Regions from separate parts of the Homo sapiens genome. Here all the other regions are linked to region 4. Evidence: chromatin contacts called from ENCODE Hi-C or POLR2A ChIA-PET data. All regions are on one chromosome and are shown on one strand. Each heading gives the region's core, a stretch centred on a gene start or an enhancer-like site at or near the end of the contact. The rest is flanking DNA. Distances are from core to core; before and after follow the strand shown. Region 1 holds the start of EIF4E3 (eukaryotic translation initiation factor 4E family member 3). Region 2 overlaps EIF4E3 (eukaryotic translation initiation factor 4E family member 3). Region 3 overlaps FOXP1 (forkhead box P1). Region 4 holds the start of SHQ1 (SHQ1, H/ACA ribonucleoprotein assembly factor).

Evidence for each region. Hi-C counts contacts between places; a loop is a spot of excess contacts on that map. ChIA-PET counts read pairs that join two places held with the same protein, here RNA polymerase II (POLR2A). Pooled maps may share reads with other maps.
Region 1: a map of B cell shows a loop between it and region 4 (7-fold over the local background). The contact joins the promoter of EIF4E3 here to the promoter of SHQ1 in region 4. A Hi-C loop is called at or near these places in 13 of 168 maps with a recorded cell type or tissue (B cell, CD14-positive monocyte, CD4-positive, alpha-beta T cell and 7 more), 1 of 37 single-sample maps with no recorded cell type and 15 of 50 pooled maps. POLR2A ChIA-PET finds 5 or more read pairs at or near these places in 2 of 52 experiments (BJ and activated CD8-positive, alpha-beta memory T cell).
Region 2: a map of natural killer cell shows a loop between it and region 4 (3-fold over the local background). The contact joins the enhancer-like site here to the promoter of SHQ1 in region 4. A Hi-C loop is called at or near these places in 2 of 168 maps with a recorded cell type or tissue (dorsolateral prefrontal cortex and natural killer cell) and 8 of 50 pooled maps. POLR2A ChIA-PET finds 5 or more read pairs at or near these places in 2 of 52 experiments (CD8-positive, alpha-beta memory T cell and activated CD8-positive, alpha-beta memory T cell).
Region 3: a loop to region 4 is called in a pooled map, with 4 times the contacts of the local background. The contact joins the enhancer-like site here to the promoter of SHQ1 in region 4. A Hi-C loop is called at or near these places in 2 of 37 single-sample maps with no recorded cell type and 1 of 50 pooled maps.

Annotation. Positions count from the first base shown.
Region 1 is chr3:71,724,000-71,727,061 of GRCh38, forward strand. EIF4E3 (eukaryotic translation initiation factor 4E family member 3) reads right to left here and starts at 1,403. Exons shown (of 7, transcript NM_001134651.2): 1 at 1,193-1,403. The coding sequence starts at 1,368. RefSeq lists silencers at 808-927, 1,058-1,127.
Region 2 is chr3:71,700,641-71,703,731 of GRCh38, forward strand. All of the region lies in intron 2 of EIF4E3 (eukaryotic translation initiation factor 4E family member 3), which reads right to left. Among named protein-coding and RNA genes, the nearest start is that of EIF4E3, 23 kb to the right of the region's middle. Within about 2 kb of position 1,696, at least 5 of the 41 ENCODE cell types and tissues checked have a DNase peak (open chromatin) inside an H3K27ac peak, as active enhancers do; they include natural killer cell, where a contact is called at or near this core.
Region 3 is chr3:71,421,298-71,424,753 of GRCh38, forward strand. All of the region lies in intron 3 of FOXP1 (forkhead box P1), which reads right to left. Among named protein-coding and RNA genes, the nearest start is that of MIR1284, 120 kb to the right of the region's middle. RefSeq lists an enhancer at 703-752. Within about 2 kb of position 1,939, at least 8 of the 41 ENCODE cell types and tissues checked have a DNase peak (open chromatin) inside an H3K27ac peak, as active enhancers do.
Region 4 is chr3:72,846,742-72,849,723 of GRCh38, forward strand. It overlaps SHQ1 (SHQ1, H/ACA ribonucleoprotein assembly factor), which reads right to left and starts at 1,704. Exons shown (of 11, transcript NM_018130.3): 1 at 1,457-1,704. The coding sequence starts at 1,599. RefSeq lists an enhancer at 1,923-2,022.

The sequences.
Region 1 (3,062 bases), core at 153-2,652, 1.1 Mb before region 4:
TATCACTTTTTTAAAACAAAATCTTGCAGTCATTTTATGCAAAGCCTTTTAAAACCAGATTTGTGTGTACCAAGCAAACTTCTCAGAACACTGTCACACATTTCTTCCTAACACTTAGCCAGAATAGACACGGTTTCATCAAAATTTCCAAATGCTCTTGGGACAACCTTGAGGTGTCATCATTGGGCACCCACTGCAGGGCAGACACTAAGAAGGGGCTTTGCATTCATCCATCTATTCATTCATAACAATTTCTGGTGTTCTTACTAGGGACCAGGCACAGTTCTAGGTCCAAAATGTCCAAAAACAAAAATCCACTGCTCTTTTATCCTTAACTGAGGGGAGGTGTTGAGGAGCTGGGGAGACAGACTGAAAGTAAACAAATTCATATATAATAAAATCCAGCTGCATTAAGCATTAGGAAGAAAAAGAAGGCAGGGCAGGAGAATACAAAACGAGGGAGCAAGGTTTCTATTTTAGATACGGTAGTCAGGGGGTCTTTCTGAAAAGATGGCACCTGGGTTGTCCCTTGAGAAAGCCATAATTCACCCCCTTCCTGACAAGGTCAGCTGCTGCTCATTATTGAATCTCCAGCGCATAGCAGGTGTGTGGCTCCACTGTAGGTGTTCAGGAAATACCTGCCCAGTGGATGAGGAAGAACTGGAAGAGGAGTCCACGGCAGCAGCGGCCGGACACGGGGTGGGAGCGCCCGCCGTGCAATAATCATTGCACCACCGCACACCTCCCAAGGGATGGGCAACTTTTCCGAGCGCTGTCACAGCTGAGGTCGTGTCCTGAGCTCCCAGGCGCCCCGCGGGGTAAGCAGGACAGCCCTCTCCCTGCAGCAGGGACGCGGCCACCCCCAGCTCGCCTACCCTCTCCCACGGCCCTGCCAGCACGCCGCGTTCCGATCGGAAGGGAACAAGGGGTAGAAAGTGTTGCCGAAACTTTTCGGGCTGCGCTGTCCTCCCCCGGCCCGGAGGCGAGGACGCCGAACAGCCGCCCGGCGCGGCCCGAAGCTGGCTTCCGACCCGGCGGGGCGAGTCCCGGGGTGCGCAGGCGGACGCGCGGAGGGGCCGAGGTCTGTGCCACAGCGGAGCGGGGCCGGGGCGAGGGGCCGCGCCGAGACAAAGCGGCGGTGGCGGCAGGACCCGGGTCGGGGCCGTGCGCGGCGGGCCCCGCGCCCCCTCACCTGTCGAGCCAGAAGGTCCAGGACGAGTGCAGCGGGACCCCGCCCGGCTCAGGCTGCAGCGCCGACAGCTGCTGCAGGCCGAGCGGCGGCTCGGGGGCGGCGGCAGCGGCGGCGGCGCGGGACCCCGGCGGCTCCCGGGCCCCGGCGGGGGGCGCGGCGGCCGGGGGCAGCGCCATTTTCTCCGCCCCGCCTGCAAGGCCGGCGGACGCGCGGACCGCGGGGCGAGCGCGGCTGAGTCACCCCCGGCCCCCGCCCCGCCCCGCCCCGCGCGCCCCGCCCCGCCCCGGGCTAGCCGCCCGCCGCCCGCCGCCCGCCGCCCGCCGCCTTCAGGGCCTGGGAGCCGCGCGGAGGGGCCGTGGGAGGCACGGCCGGGCCGGGGCCGCCGAACAAAGACAGACCCACGGAGGGATGGGGGGCCGATCCCGCTCAGGCGCGGGCCCAGCGTGGGAGACTGACGGCCTGGCCTGGAGTGGCGGCCGGGGACGGGCTAGAGGGCCCACGGGGGTGAGAGGGACCGGGGAACGGTCTGCGGGCTGGCTCTGCAGCCATGCAAAAGGGCAGCGGGATGGAGCGGCAGGCTAGGGACAGATGGAGGGATGGATGGGACAGGGGATGGAGCCCCAGACCCACGTGGTGCGAGGGAAGGAGGGATGGACAGACATACCAGCAGTCAGAAGGATGGAGTGAAGGCTGGCAGATGGCTGGAGGAGAGAAGGAGGGATGGAGGGCAGATGGAAGCACAGTTGGGTGTGACAGATAAATGGAGAGGGGAACCGATGGCCAAATGGATAAAGAGACTCCAGTGCCCGCGAGTACAGAACAAAGGGCGAGAAAGAAGAACGAACAAGAGAACCACCGACTGGGGCATGAGGTTGGAGCAGGTGGGCTTTGCATTCCTCTTGGTGAGAGCATACTTCCTAACTCCGCTGATTTGAAGGGGCCAGAGCCCCCATCCCAACCTCTGGAGCTACCATGTGACCACAGTGAAGGCCTCAAGCCTGGCTTAACGTGTGGCTAACTTCAGAGAACATTTCCCAAAATCAGCCAAAGTATCCAGATCTGCCCTAAAGCACCGGCGAGTCGGGAGGAGGAAAGCGGGCACCTGTGAACACAGAGCGCTCTGCTTCCTGTACCTCTGAGCACCCAGGAAGTCCCTTAGGCGGTGAGATTCCTGAGCCCAAAGTAGGAGGGGCCCTCCTAACACAGCATCTCCCCAGGTCTCTGTCACTTTCTTTTTCAAAAGAAAAGCAAAGGCATGAGGCCTGTGAACACACATGTCACAACCAGCATGGACATCCTCTTTACACTTGAATTTCTAGATAGTTCCTCTCTGGCTTTGAACAGTGAAGGGCGTGGGATGCCATCTCCTCATTGACCTTCTACCTGGCCTAGCATGTGTTCTGTTCATGCCTTGAGCATTCGCTGGGATGGAAGAGCTACAAAACAAGATGAGTTCAGGGGCATCAACAGCATCATAGCAGACTGTCATGAATCCCAGAGTAGATGCCCTCCCTAAAAGGTAATCAAGGTCACATAAAGTGACAATAATAAAAACAAGACCGCTGCTTTAAACTTAACTTCTATACAACATACAATGCTGGAAGCAATGACAGATTTTATAAAATCTGTCCAACACTAAAACAGGGGAGGGTGCTTTTGGTTAGATGCATTTATCTTGTTGCTTAATATCTCCTTTCATTTTTCCAAGAAGCGTGGTATATGGCATTGTTTAAACTGCTCTGAGCACTTTACCCGTAATAACTCATTTAATCCTTACAATAAGCCAATGAGGAAGATACTATTAACCCATTTTACAGATGAGGAACAGAGATAAGATTAAGATAACCCCAAGGTCACAGAGCTAGTAAGT
Region 2 (3,091 bases), core at 446-2,945, 1.1 Mb before region 4:
TGTCTTCTCTACAAGCCTGGAAGAAGTCTGTGATGCTATGGCTTGGGGGTTGTGGGATAAAGGAGATGGCAAAGAGAAACTACCTTAGACACTCTGTTTGCCCCTTATCTCTCCCCTGCTAAAGGAAGAGGGAACAGCTCAGGTGCTGAAACAACAAGCTGCGCAAGATACACAGTGTTACGGACTGCACATCTGTGTCTTCCCCAGATTCATATGCTGAAACCCTAACTACCAATAGGATGGTGTTAGCAGGTGGGGCCCCTGGGAGGTAATCAGGTCATGAGGGTATAGTCACCATGACAGGCTTGGTGTCCTTATGAGAAGATGAAGAGAGCCAGCCCTCCCTCTGGCATGTGAAGATACAAGGAGAGGATGGCCATGTACAAACGAGGAAGAGGGCCCTCACCTGGATGTGCCCATGCTCGCACCCTCATCTCAGACTTCCAGGCTCCAGAACTGTGAGAAACAAGGGTTTGTTGCATAAACTGCCCAGTCTATGGTATTTGGTTATAGTAGCCTGAACTAAGACACAGGGCAACTGGTAAACAGAAATAGATTATACAAAAATAATAAAGTAATAGTAAAACAGGAAGTCTTGGCAAAGACAAGTGATCTGGAGCTGTTCTCTGAGCCAGGCTTTGTTCTATGAACATTTACATGTTTATGCAATTTATCCTAATGACACTCTTAGGAGGAGGTATGATTATTATCCTTTTTTTAAAGATAAGGACACCAGGCAGAGACGAACCTGCCCAAGAGTCAGTTTGGTATGACCATTAGGATTAGGATGAGGATTGAGGCTATGAAGAAGAAAACACTTCCCCATTTGTTTGGAGTAGGTCATAGAATTACTACGCTATGAATGCTATCCACAGAATTACTGTGCAAATAAGAAATATTGTTCTGTGTGGTGAGGTAAGCATAGGGTGATCATCTGGGTCTCCCAGTAGGTCTGAGGAAAGCAGCACGAGTAAAATAGCAATTAGAAAAATCAATCCTAGGGCTCATGAACTGAGTCACATGGGTGGAATAGAATTTTAGCTATGTTGAATGATAATCCTGCTGGGTTGTTCAAGCCTGTTTTGTGTTAAAAAAATAATAAAGCTGAATTAACTGCAAAGGTGGCAATGATGAACTATAAGATCAAATTGAAGGCAAAAAACTACAGGATGACAGATGTATTAATTGAGAATCCACTTTGGCTCCCTTCTACTAAAATGGTGCTAGTGTAGTGAGGAGTTAAAAGCTACTGTATTAACAGTAGCTCCTCAAACACCCATCTGCCTCTATGGAGGTACCTATCCTGTAAATGCTTTGCTATTTGTACAAATAAGATTATTCCAATATTTCAGTTTCTGTGGTGTGAGGGTGGGTAGGCAGGGCTGGAATCTGAATCCAGGCAATTTGATTCCCAAACCTCTGTTCCTAACCACTCAGCTATTTTCTTCGAAGATACTACTATATGTTTTTGACACATCTTTCTCCAATCTTAGCAGCCAAGAATCAGGTCATGAAGCCACAGAAAGAGGGACACATGTTGAAGATATTTTCCCACCAGTAAAATGCCCATAATTCACAAGAGGCTGGTGGTTGTCAACTCCAGCCTGAGAACCTGGTTACGATGTGGCAATGACCTCTGTAGAATTTATGCACAAAATAACATTAAGAGGAAAACCCCTGCCTAAGGTAAAACTAAGAGGACTTTGGTGCTGGCAAACTTCAAGTCTCCTCAAAGGCATCACAAACCAAAGTTCCTGCCGTCATACCCCGGTCAAAGTTGTCAAATCTTGACTTTTTAACCTAGTACTTGAAGCACACTGAAAAAATACAACAAAACACTTCTTCCATTTCAAAGATCAGAAAAACACTAAAGATCATGCTAAGGATTGGAGCTTTAGAAGCTTCTCTTGAAAACAAAAACAGACAACTGATTCTGCTTGGCTTGGCAAATTTGACAGGAAGAGATTACAGCCCAAGAAGATCAGTGATAGACTTAACATATTCATTAAAGCACATATTTGTACGTTTTTGCTGAGCATAAAATAGGAGCAAAATATCCGGTCACACCATTAAAAAAAAAAAAAAAAGCCCTATTTGAAAAGCATGTGTCATTAAACTGGTCTGTTTCCCTGTTGCAAACCTCATCCAATAGGTAGAATATTTGTGAAGTATGTCTGCTGGTGAAATACCTACAGGAAGGAATCTAGCATTACTCAGCTCCTGAAAACCTCTTCCGCCCTTGCAGAAGTGAAAGGTCTGCTACAGCGGAAGCCTGGTAATTCAAGATTATACTCTCTGTAACACATCTTGAAAATGGAAACACTTAAATTTTACTATATATAAAATCTTGCAAATAGATTTCAGAAGCCTTTAGGCTTATAATTAATTCTGTTAGACTTGCAAATCCAAGATTGCAGTAAAAGTAAAACTAAGCACAATGTTTATTAATGATGGTTAAATGCTTTTTTTTCCCAAAAGCCTTGATAATCACCCTAAGACTAGGAGAGGTATAAAAGTTGAACATCATTCATTCAGTCAACATCTGTGACCATCAGTTGTGAACAGAGCACTGTGACGGGTCCTTGGGGAACTTAGCTGAATGCAGGAGGGTCAGCTTTTGACCACAGCAATCCACTCCTTGGGAGGTATGTTCTGGAACACCAATCTGGCACCTCTCCTGGAGAAACTGAGGCAGGGAAGACACCTGTCCAGTGGAGTCTAATACCTGGATTTAAGACCTAGGTTCTCAGCATAACCTTCACAGGTCATGTAGCCCGTGAAACCCACGTTGCCTCCTCTGTATAAGGATACAGCTATTTCACTGGAAAATGTAATGATGAAATGCAAAGTGAAAGCACTTGCTAGGCCTAAGGAAGGAAACAAAGTATGGTTAGACCCATTAATATGCTGACCACTTGATAAATCCCCAATCTGATAGCACTGATTGGAGCAACTATGCCCCACCTTACAGCCTTCTGCCAAATAGATAATCATTCATTACCAAGAAAACTGGCAAATTTCCTCCTCAATTTCCTACTGAAATGTTCTGAAGAAAAAGAATGCACTTGGAAATTCTTCAGAAGAAAAGATG
Region 3 (3,456 bases), core at 689-3,188, 1.4 Mb before region 4:
ACACATTAAAGGTGAATTTAGCTAGGCGATGTCATCCTCTACCCTCAGGTAAATGTATGCCCTGTTCGTAATTTCAGAAAAAAAGAATAAAGTTGCACATGGTTTCAATATTTTTTCTGTGCTAGAACAATCTAGTTATCTTTTTATTCAATAAGAACACCAAAATCGCTTGTGTTTCCTAAATAATCTTGAATTTATATAATTTGACATTTTTTTCAAAGAAGCATAAATTGTGTGAGGGCCATCTCCCCAGCGTAGGACAATAAATGGCAGGGCATCCTATTTTAGGATAACCACAATATGCAAACATCAGAACCCAGCCGACTCAGGACAGAGACACCTGCGTAGTGAATGGTTCACACTAGAAACAGAGGGGCCGCTGGTCTCAGGACCTCCTGACCAAAGAAAGGCTGGCTTGACTCTTCTTTCATCCAAGTGGGATGATGTCACCAAGCCACTGCCCAAACCTTCTCTCAGAATGGCTGACTTACTCTTAAAACCATCACCACCTACCATAATTCTCTTAAACAAAAACAGACCAGTGTTGGCCCTCCTATGATTAGCCTCCCAGCTGCCTCTGAACTGCTGATGGAGCACCTCCATGTGAAAAGCTCAGAAGGCAAGTCATAATTTGATCCCCTCTTGACGTGGCCTTGGTTTCCTATTTTATCATTTTAGGAGATGCTTCCTTTTGAAATTTTCAAACAACCCAGCCCAACTTTTTAAGACAGTCTGCAGTCACCCCGCAATTGGGATGCTGAACATCTTTTACTTTCAAGCACTGCGACATCTTAATGGTGTGATGTGGAACAGGAAACATTAACTCACCCGCTAGTTTCAGTCACACTTCACAGCTTTCTAACACAAGTCAAGGACAACACGTAAGGAAGTTAGAAGTCAAGGGGAGTGATAATGCAGGCACTTCAGAAGAGAGAAGCATGCAACAGCATCAGCATAAACACGAACTTCTCAACCAACAACCCTCCCCCTTTTCACTCCTATTAGAAAAACTACATACAATCCAAAATGTTCTAGTGCTCCTTAAACCTAAATGCACGTGAATCACCTGGCCATCTTGGCAAAAGACTGATTCAGTCGGTCTGGGGTGGGGCCTGAGACCCTGCATTTCTAATAAGAACTCAGGTGATGCCGCGGCTGCTCGTTTGAGGACCACACTTTGAGCAGTGAGGGCATGGGGTCCCTCCCCCACGTCCTCACCTCTCTTCTCACCCTTCCAGTGAGGTCAGGAGAGCCCACAACTGAAAACAGGTTTCCACCTGAACAAGGCTGAAAACTTGTTTCAAATGAATCTGAAGTGTGGGGAAATAATCGAAAAGAAAGCCAAAAAGAATAATCGCCCAAGCTGCAACAAGTCCTTCCAATTAAACAGAGAAGGAACTCACTGGTAGTGCTGTACAGCTCCCACACTTCAGAGAAGGATCTAGGGGACAAACTTAACCAATGGAAGAAAAAAAGGGGTGAATGCCCTCTCTCTTGGCTGTGTAAGCCTTGAAATTCTTTCATCTCAGTAAGAGTTACCTACCATTTCTGGGTACACACACACACAAGCGCGCACACACACACACACTCACACACCCCTTCTTTCATATGGAGAAAACACAAACCAAAACTCCAATACAAACCCCCATGTGTAAGCTAAGACAAGTCAAGATTTCCTTGGAGAAAACTAAAACTCATTCAGGAGCCAGGAAAGAGCTGCCTGAAGCCCAACACCCAGCCCAATATCTGAGGCCTCCAACTCTCCAGCTGCTACAGGCAACCCAGTAAGATGCCAATGTCTCTGGTTCAACAGGTTTAGAACACCTCCAAGTCCCCAGAGACAATTTCACATCTTCAAAGCTCTCACTGAGGGTGAATTTATGAATCCACACAGCACCTACAAGTTCTTCCTTCCCTAGGTGCTATTAAGCCCATTTCACAGATGAGGAAGCAGAGAGAGACATAAGAATTGTGGCAACTTGCCAAGCGCATCGCAGAGCAAGACCAAGCGTGCATCCAAAGTGAGAAGGCTCCAGGCTCCCACTCCCAAGACCAACCCAGCCACTCAGAACATCCTAGTCACAGGCCCTGAAGCGGTGTTCCTTTGGCAAAGACAGAGGTTCACCTTGGACTTCTGCCAAGGAAAAACACATTAGTCCTAAAGGCGTGTCCTCTGTCTCCCCTCGCAAACTGCTCAACTTTATAGGATATCCGGGATTAGACCAGCTTCTCCTCACACAAAGAGCATCCCCCTGCTGGCTGGCATGCTCAGACATGGTTCTACCAGGGGTACAAAGCAGACCTGACAAAGAATCATAGGCCATAGAACCAGAATTAGAGAGGTAGCTGGCCATGGGGCCAACACAGGGGCCTCCCAGGCTGGCCTGTGTGGATTTCTCAGTCACGTTATCTGCATCCCAGGCACACTGTATCTCCCACCTCACTGAGCCCTTCAGCAACCCTGGCAGGGAAGTGCTATTATGCTCCCCCGCCGCCCCGCCCATTCTATGTGTGATCTAGCTGAGCCTGAGACATCTTCAGTTGTATTTAATCAGCTTGTCTTAGGTCACATGATTTCATGAATGGCCCTAAATATACCCGCAAGTCCATAAAGATGCACCAGCAGAAATATATTTCTATTTTTATTTCTTACTTATTTTATGTACATATTTATTTTTTAGAGACAAGGTCTCCTTATGCTGCCCAGGTTTATCTGGAATTCTTGGCTTCAAGTGGTCTTCCCGCCTCAGCCTCCCAAGTCGCTGGATTATAGGCCCAAGCTGTCAGGCCTGGCTTAGAAACATTTCTAATGCTAACATTTCTGCCAGAATGCCAACCTTTTTCAATAAGTAACAAAGAACTGCGCTGAAGGATGGTCCTTTAACCATAGTCTCACCAGCAGCAAGAAGGAAGGGACAATGATTTTGGCGACCAGGCAAACAGAGGCATCACCTCCTCTGCAGTCAAACAGGGAAGATCATAAATCCCAATTTGGGCTTTCAAGTCATAATTAGGATAATGTCCATCTTTTGCAAGCTCTGGCGATGTTGCAAGCACTGGGTAGGGCGCCTTCCCTATCTCATTTGTAATCCCCACCATAACCTTGCAATGTTACCAATGAGGAAACAAGTGCTTTGCCCAGTGCCCACAGCCAGGTAAAGAGGATTCCATGTCTGGTTCTCCTGACTCTAAATTTGTGATATTTCCACCACACCACACCATGGAAATTAGGTGGTTCTGTAAGAACACTGGGGACCACCATGCCTAAGAATCATAAAATGCAGCTAACTTCCAGAGGTGTATTAATCAAACCCAAAACTGTCAGAAGGTTTTTAAAAACCCACAAAAATCCGCACTCCAATTTTGCCACTAATTTCCAAGCCATCATAGGAAAACCACCAAAACAAGGTTGGTGTCACTGCCGAGCTGAAGAAGTGGTCCTCAGAATTCATCCAG
Region 4 (2,982 bases), core at 454-2,953:
TAACATATGAATTTGGGGACAAGAGTTGGGGGGGTGCCCACAAATAATCCATCCACGGCAACGGGTAAATAATAAAGCCTCGTTGTAACACTGTCCTAATAACAAATGAGATAATCCGTATAAAGCACTAACCTGGAGTAAAAATTCAATAAATATTTGCTACCACCATAATCTTCTTCCTATTCTTCACATCTTGGCTTAAATATCGCCTCCCCAGAAAGGCTTTTCCTGACCACTTTATAAAACATGGGCCCTTTTTCATTCTCTATTAGTGCACTTCTTTCTCCTCATAGCACTCACCACAATTAAGTACACTGTTTATTGTTTTCCTCTCCCCAGTGAAAAGTACATGAGGGCAGGACTTTGTCTTGTTCAGCACAATAATACCAACACTGAAACTCAATAAATAAATTAAAGAAATAAGTGAATTAAAAAACTGGAAAGTGCAATAATTCAAATACGGACGTTATATGGTCTAAGGGAAATCTGAGCAAAACTGGTTCAGCAACAGTGAAAAAACCACCTTGACTGGTGGAGAAGGTTTGTACCACAAAAGTACTTGGGTGGGAAAAGTAGGATGCAGCTACACTTCAGAAAGATTAGGAGGATGGATAAAGAGAAGGACAAGAGATTGGCAATACTTTAGGATGAATATGTAGCAGCGGGTTCTGTGGAATGGGGTTAATAGCAGTGCTTATCCCTAAGGATCACCGTCAAAGTTAAATGAGATACACCATCATAAAGCACTTAACGGAACTGCTTGTCCACCACACTACGAGTTATCAGTGTTAGCTGCTACCAAGGTTACGATTCTGCAAGGAGAATAATTTAAACAGATCAAGTGCTGACAGACCCTCACGGAGACTTGGGGGAAACAACCACACTTCAGGGACAAAACCAAACAGAAGAGCAGCAGACAGCAGGGAAGCAGGAGAACTAGGCTAATTTGGTGTCAAGAGGTCCAAAAAAGGTAAGAATTTCGGTAAGTAGGGAGCGGACAGACAAGAGATAGATCAACAGAAGGCGGCCTGGGCAAAGTTAAAAGGACCGACGGGTTGGGAAGTCACGGAGATGTCAGCGCGCGCCGTTCCCAGGAAGGGAGAGACTGGGAGAGCAAACGCGGAGTGAAAGGAAAGAACAGAACAAGTCAGAACGGGACGAGAACTAGGGCGACAGGGCAGAAACGGGAAAGTGACACGGTCCAAACGTCACTTTTTCAAGTGATTCCGCAATCCTTTGATATGGGATTTAAGAAAGCTCAAGAAGGAAAAGGGCTTCCGCAGCATCTAAAACGCACCCCTGGAAGAGGGCAGTTCCCTGGCACCAAGAGAAGCTGCGGAAACGTCGGGAAAAGGCATTCGCGCAATCGAGCACTGCTCTCTCGACCTTGCATTCTCCCTCTAAAGCAGCTATCTAACGAATGCGCCTTTCCTGCGGCCAGGCACCCCGAACTCGCCTGAGAAAGTATGGCTTGGCGTAGAACTTGAAGTCAGACCCCTCGAAGTAGACGTCGAACTCGGAGACCCGGGCGTAGGGCACGCGGATGGCGATAGTCAGGAAGTCCGGATCCTGGCTGAGGTCGAACGCCGGGGTCAGCATCGCCGCACCGGACGCAAGGGCCGGCGCCGCTCGCTCTCACTGCCGCCGCGTTCCCGCCACGCAAACTCTCCAACTCCCCACGCGCAGGAACTCTCGGTGTGAGGGACGGAGCTTCCGGCTCGAGGCGGAAGTGCTCGCGCGTAAGGCAGGAAGTCTCTCCCCACGCCAATCTCCATGGAGACGGGACGCCGTTCGAGAAGAGGCGGAACTTTCAAAACCCCCGGGCGGAGAAAGGGCGTGGCGAGTGGTGCCTGGGAGCCGGCGTTGAACCGGCGGGATGACTAGCAACCGAGCCTTTTTCGAGGTTCTTAGAGATGATTTTAACAGCACTGGCTTGACAGGTAAACAGACGTGCGTTTGAATCCCTTCCTGGCCACAACTTCTCAGCTGTAAGACCTTGGGAAAGTTACAAAACCTCTCTATATCTTCTGTAAAACGCGGATAATGCGAGAACCTAGCCCCATAGAAATGCTGTGAGGGTAGCATGAAATTGTGCATGTAGAACTCTAATAACGAACTTGGCAAGTTGTCAACGCTTGATGTGCTGAAGTAGTCACCGCAGTAGCCACAGCAGCACCGTTACAGTGGTTTCCCTTAGTTCTCACCTGCCTTGTGAACAATTCCTCTTACACTTTCCCTTTCCTCCCTCTCTCTTTCCACTTCTCTTTTTCTGCAGCTTTCTCTCTCATTCTTAACGGCTTATTTGAAGAGTTTTCTCTTTAACAGAGCGTCCGTCCCGCTAATCTCATCTAATCTACGCTGCAAACTCTAAAGAAAACGGCTCAGAGAGGTTAATCAGTACGTTTTATAACCATGCATTTTACAGTAATTAGAACTCAGAACGTTTGACTCTTAAACCGTGTCGGTGACTGCATTCACAAATTAAGGTCCCTCTGTATTCCCCTTCTTTCCTTTTTCTCACTCTTGTCCTTACACTTGTCTGAGGACATCTTTTCTGTCTTTTTTTCTACTTGTCTTCCTTGTATTTTCTCCCTTTGGAGTGTGCCCCTTACACTCTCTCAGTGCCTCTCCCGCTGGTTTCCCTCTTCCCCCACATATTCCCTTGGCCTTTCCACACATGTTGTTTCCTGTTATTCCACCACTAATTAGAATAATCCAGTTGTGGTATTTATTCCGTGGTTTTAAGTATCAGTGGAAAAGGGATGAAAAGTACTCTCCTAGGACAGTGGAGATAACCAGAAAACTTCAAAAGTCTTTTCAATCTCCAGCTGTTTTATGATTCTAAGGAGACATTCTTGAAACTTCATTAGGACTCAGAAAAAAAATTAATAGTAACAGGGGCTAACATTAACTGAATATTTACTATGTGCCAGCACTGCAGCAAACCCTTTGTAATGATCTCATTCTCCCTCCTGACCGCTC